Regions from separate parts of the Homo sapiens genome. Here region 1 is linked to region 2. The links are chromatin loops, found by intact Hi-C in ENCODE. Cell type or tissue: thyroid gland. All regions are shown on one strand. Links, peaks and the distances in the headings refer to the core of each region. The heading gives the core; the rest is flanking DNA. Region 1 has its middle 17 kb from the start of TMEM243. Region 2 overlaps ELAPOR2 (endosome-lysosome associated apoptosis and autophagy regulator family member 2).

The links. Hi-C counts contacts between places; a loop is a spot of excess contacts. Peaks named below come from ENCODE experiments on the same cell type or tissue, not always from the same donor. Only the 100,000 strongest peaks of a DNase experiment are listed, where the experiment ranks them.
Region 1: it touches region 2 in a loop (5-fold over the local background); 100 of 110 quality-filtered maps call a loop at or near these places.

Annotation. Positions count from the first base shown.
Region 1 is chr7:87,235,530-87,238,344 of GRCh38, forward strand. No RefSeq gene overlaps it. Among named protein-coding and RNA genes, the nearest start is that of TMEM243, 17 kb to the left of the region's middle. In thyroid gland, for the core only: a CTCF peak has its summit at 1,532 (motif pointing left); a DNase peak (open chromatin) is centred at 1,492; H3K27ac peaks cover 282 bases.
Region 2 is chr7:86,937,707-86,940,521 of GRCh38, forward strand. ELAPOR2 (endosome-lysosome associated apoptosis and autophagy regulator family member 2) reads right to left here. Exons shown (of 22, transcript NM_001142749.3): 6 at 2,304-2,409; 7 at 1,102-1,254; 8 at 420-508. Among named protein-coding and RNA genes, the nearest start is that of ELAPOR2, 120 kb to the right of the region's middle. In thyroid gland, for the core only: a CTCF peak has its summit at 1,679; a DNase peak (open chromatin) is centred at 1,715.

The DNA.
Region 1 (2,815 bases), core at 29-2,528, 300 kb after region 2:
TTTCTCTGAAGCATGTGATGCTATCTGATAGCATTTTACCAATAGTAGAATGTCTTTCAAAACTGGAGTCAAACCTCTCAAACTCTGCCAATGCTTTATCAACTAAGTTTATGTAATATTTTAAATCCTTTGTTGTCATTTCAACAATGTTTATAGCATCTTCACCAGAAGTAGATTCTATCTCAAGAAACCACTTTGCTCATCCATAAGAAGCAACTCCCATTTATTGATCATGATATTGCATTAATTCAGTCACATCTTCCGATCCCCTTCTAGTTCTAGTTCTCTTGCTATTTCTACCATATCCGCAGTTATTTCCCCCACTGAAGTCTTGAACCCCTCCAAATCATTCATGAAGGTTGGAATCCACTTCTTCCAAACTCCTGTTAACGTTGATTTTTGGACCTCCTCCCAATGAATCACAAATATTCTTAATGGCATTTAAAATGATAAATCCATGCTGTCTTTCTGTGTGAGAAAAAATAATAAAATAGAATAAAATGATGAGTCCTTTCCAGCAGGGTTTTCATTGACTTTGCCCAGATCCACCAGAGGGATCACTATTTATGGCAGCTGTAGCCTTATAAAATGTATTTCTTAAATAATAATACTTGAAAGTCAAAAATATCCCTTAATCCATGGGCTGCAGAATGGATGTTGTGTTAGCAGCATCCATCCTGCAGCCCATGGATTGAGGTGTATTTTAATGAAAATAACATTCATCTCCTTGTATATCTCACCAGAAGTCTGTTTGACCAGGTTCATTGTCAATGAACATTAATATTTGGACAGGAGTCTCTTTTTCTAAGCTGTAGATCTCAACAGTGGGCTTAAAATATTCAGGAAACGATGCTGTAAACAGATTTACTGTCACTCTGGCTTTGTTGTTCCATTTATAGAGCAAAGGTAAAGTAGATTTTGCATAATTCTTAAGGGCCCTGGGGTTTTCAGAATGGTAAATGAGCATCAAAGTGAACTTATTATAAAATCACCAGTTGCATTAAAAAGGGAGTCAGCCTGTCCTTTACAGACTGAAGCTGCTGGCAGCAGGAGTCTGGGGCCTGACCCTAGGGTTTTGCCATTAATGTGATTACACAGTAATGCCTATCTCTTCCTGTCAACAGGCTTTCCAGTCCTGTGTCTTTCCCCCACTTATATCTCTTGCTTATTCATAGCTTCTATTTTCCCATAACCTCAACTTATTGAAACCTTTAGCTTATAAATGACCCATTATTACCATTCTAGCCTCTCCTTATCTCAAGGACTTTTACCTTTTGCCTACTCTGTCAACCACATAAAATCTTTCTGCATGTTCGATTTCAGATTCATGACACAGAGACTCTGATGGACCCTGACAGCCTCTTTATCAAAAAAGTTTTTTTGCATCAGGCGTTTTGATAGGTGATTGGTCAAGATAGAGACTGGCTACCCTGGTTGGACTGTGCCCTGCAAGGGTCAACATTCCTGCCCTTCCCAGTGGAGATCCCTTGGTATATTATGTGTCTGGCTAGAATTGTGGTGCCCTCTCGTGGACATTTTCAGTATTACAAGAGCCATAATTTTCTTCCAGGATTGTTTTCAAACTATGGGTACGTTAACTTAGGATGATGAAATCAACGAGCAGTTGACAACAATACATTTGGTCCAGAATTGTAATAATGAAATGGAAAGATATAAGAGTGCATCTCATTTATTAAGATTGAGTATTATTTTGGCCGGGCGCGGTGGCTCACGCCTGTAATCCCAGCACTTTGGGATGCCGAAGCGGGCCGATCACGAAGTCGAGAGATCGAGACTATCTTGGCTAACACGGTGAAACCCCGTCTTTACTAAAAATACAAAAAAAAAAAAATTAGCCGGGCGTGGTGGCGGGCGCCTGCAGTCCTGCTACTCGGGAGGCTGAGGCAGGAGAATGGCGTGAACCCCAGAGGCGGAGCTTGCAGTGAGCCGAGATCACGCCACCGCACTCCAGCCTGGGCAACAGAGCGAGACTCCGTCTCAAAACAAAACAAAAAACAAAAAACAAAGATTGAGTATTGTTTCATGAAATTTTGTTTTAGATGTATGTGTGTGTGTGTGTGTGCGCGAGTGCGTGCATATAAATGTATTTGGTGCAAAAGCAATTGCAGTTTAAAAAATGTCAAAAACCACAGTTGCTTTTGGACCAACCTAAATATGTGATATTCAAATATCATAACATAGGCATAACATAACATAGGCATATGTTATGCCTAATCTAATCTAATGTGGGTCAAATAACATAGGCATAGACACCCATTGTAAACAACTAACACAGCTATATTAGAGGGAACTAGCTATTCAGCCTTTAAAGGATGGCCAAGATTGAGATGTAAAATGTTTATTTTTTAATATAGGTCATGTCAAAAGAATTTGAAAGATACTGTTCTAGAATACAACTCAATATAGCTATATATCATACATTTTAATAATTACATAGTATTTGTATAATTTACTATAATTTAGGTAACCCAGTGGTTCTCTCTCCTTGTATAACACATTCCTACCAGTAAGAGAGGCTCTAGGTAATTTGGAAACACTCTCATGACACTTCTGTCTCCCATCTGACACCCACATTCTCTCTTTCTCTCTCTCACTCACACACACACACAAGTTGAGCATTACTAATTTTAACAATTTTCCTATCATTGGCTATTTAGATTAGAGAGTTTGGAGAGGGAATAGAATGAATGGTTAAGAATGTAGGCTCTAATGAACTCTTCCATTTACTGGGTGTGTGACCAGGTTACTTGATCTGTCAAATGGGGATGGTAATAGCCTCAATAGTACCTCCCTC
Region 2 (2,815 bases), core at 289-2,788:
TCACACTACACATTTTAAGGCTGTGCTCTCTCTCATGTTATTACTTCTGGAAAAAATGTAACTGTTAAAAGTAGCAGTAATTTATTGAGCACTATGTGACAGGCACTGGGCTAGGAACTTTACATTAAATATCTTGAATGTTCTTATAGCAGCTTTATAAAGTAGGTGCCAATATCATCCATATTATACAAATAAAAAAATTGAGGCCTAGAGACATCAAATAAGTTGCCCACAGGACTTAATGGTATATGTGAAATTCAAAGCCAGGAAGGCAGACTTCAAACCCTAAACTCTAAAATTTCCTCTTTACACTTACATACGTGTGTCATAAATATCTCTCACGAACAAATTAGAGTCTGCTCAAATTGGAAAGAAGGTTGCAAAAATATGGGATGGAGTTGATGCAACACTGCTGGTACCTTTCCTTCTTCATCACATGGAGTATGGATCTGGAAATAGTCTTTTGTGGTACAGGGAGGGCGCTCTGTACACTCACTGGATCCTTCCTCTGCAACATAAAAAAAGCGTTTCAGAAATGGGTCAATTATTTTGCAACTCTAAGAAAAGGCAAAAAAGCAAAACAGAAAAAGCAACTAAAAAGTACAAATAAACTTACCAGGGCAATTTAGGTAGAACTACCTAGGTCTAAAGAAAATAAATGCCTACATTTTTATTTTCCCTAGAGCAATAAGTGTTTCTATGATACACATGGAGTAGTATATCACAGTTTTTCCCAGAAGATATTAGATTTCTTCCATCATCACTATACATTGGAAATTTGGAACAAATTAAAAGTTTCTATATACGTCTCTACACCAACAAATCATGTAAAAGTATAAACATTTTTAGATTAGTATAAACATATCCATAGCAGCTACCTGTGGGGTGTGGAATAGAAAAACAAATCACAGACCTATACTGGGGAAAGTCATGCAGAAACGGATAAGATGTCATATTTTATCCATTCAACATCAATTCACTCCAGCACTTTGGTTTCAGGCACCACTGCTGTCATACTTTATGGGTGACTTCTGGTTTATAAATGTACACTTGACCAACATACATTTAGAAAGAAAAAAGCAGAGTATAAACTAGTTCTACCTGAAAATTGAGAGTCGTCTTTACACCTTATACATTCTTTGGCTCCTTTCTCAGAATAGGTGTTTCTGGGACACACCTGGCAGTTGAATGAACCTGGTTTGTTGCTGAATGTGCCTGGCTTGCAAGGAAAACATTCTGATGTGTACGCCACCCCTGTGCAGTAATGAAAAACAGAGCATGGGAGGGGGACCCAATACCAATAAGCAAATCAGCACCTACTTCTGCTTCTACCCAGAAGTGAGGGAGATATATGAACAGTAAGGTCAGCCCAAATCTTTTATCTTATTCATCCAGCACTAAGAAAGCATTTATTGTGTACAAGGAACTGCACAATCAAGTCAGCAAACAAATAAGAGATGAAGATTTCATAGAGGTATAATACTTGTATTAACTGAGCAGTCAAAAGACAACTCCACTAACTCAAAAATGAGATAAACCCTAAGGTTCCCTCCAATTCTATAGGGCTATAATTATCTGATCCTTATGGTAACCTGTTCCCTTTTTTTTCCACTGCTTATTAAGTCACAGGTAAGACCTAGGAATGGCTTGACTTCTCCTCTGGTTTGTAATTCCAGTCTTTGCCAGCAGATGTCCTAGTGACTAATGAGTTAACACATTGTTCACAGGAACAAGCCCACAATGAACATATTAAAACGTAAGCCAAAGTTTAATAAAGGAGAATCACTGCTTTAATGAAAAATACTCCTAATTGAGAATGAACCATGCCAGGGTTCACCGACTGCTCTCCTGGGCCAGAAATTACCCGGTTGGCTCAGAGAAGCATAAAAGGTTTAGGAAAGAGTCAGGTCAAGATGTTTATTGTTATTTTTATGGATATAGCAGTGACTAGGTCATCAGTTCCCTGGTAAGCCCAATGTCTGGCACAACAGACATTTCTTGGAGGAATAATGGGGTCTTATTAACACAGAGACATTTTGTTTTTGTTTACAGACATCTAAAATTGTCATCATGTTTACTTTTTTTGCAATGATTAAATAATTTAGTTCAAGGGTACAAGAAAAAAAGAAAACAACTGTCGATTTCTTGGGAGTAAAACCAGGGTCTCCAGACCTATATGATTCCCTAACATATTAATTTCTGTTCTATAAATCTTTGAGCCAGCCAAACCAAAACTTTAATAAATATTTTAACTAACTGTAAGATGTGACTGGTGACTACTAAAACAGAATGCCATGAAATACCTTCAATTGTGATATTTTTTACCAGCACAGGCTTGACCGCCTTAGAACCCATAAGGATGCCTGTAGTTCTCCAGTAGAGTATGTTTGTGCCTGATTTCAGCATTACCTATAAAGAGAAACATAAAGGCACTTAGGGCAGATAAGCCATGCCATTTCCAAAAGCTACTCCCTTACATACTTTTTCAATCCATATAATAAAACACCATTAATTTAAAACCCACAGATTTAAGTCCACTGTTAATTCTGACCTAACCTCCGCTGAAGTTTACACTTTCTTAAAAGAAAAAAAATGGAGTTTGCTAATCCACAAAATACATTAAACAGAAAAGAAGAAGAAATCTTCAAGTCTAAACAAACACAAAAAATGATTCTCAAACCATCTGCATGAAGTCTTAGTTTATATTTAAAAGGAATCCATTTTAGAGGGTGAAAGTCCCTCAGCCCACTTGTATATTTATAAGTTGCCACTATTTATAAGATCTTTGAGTTCTGAAAACAAAAGGCAACAGAAT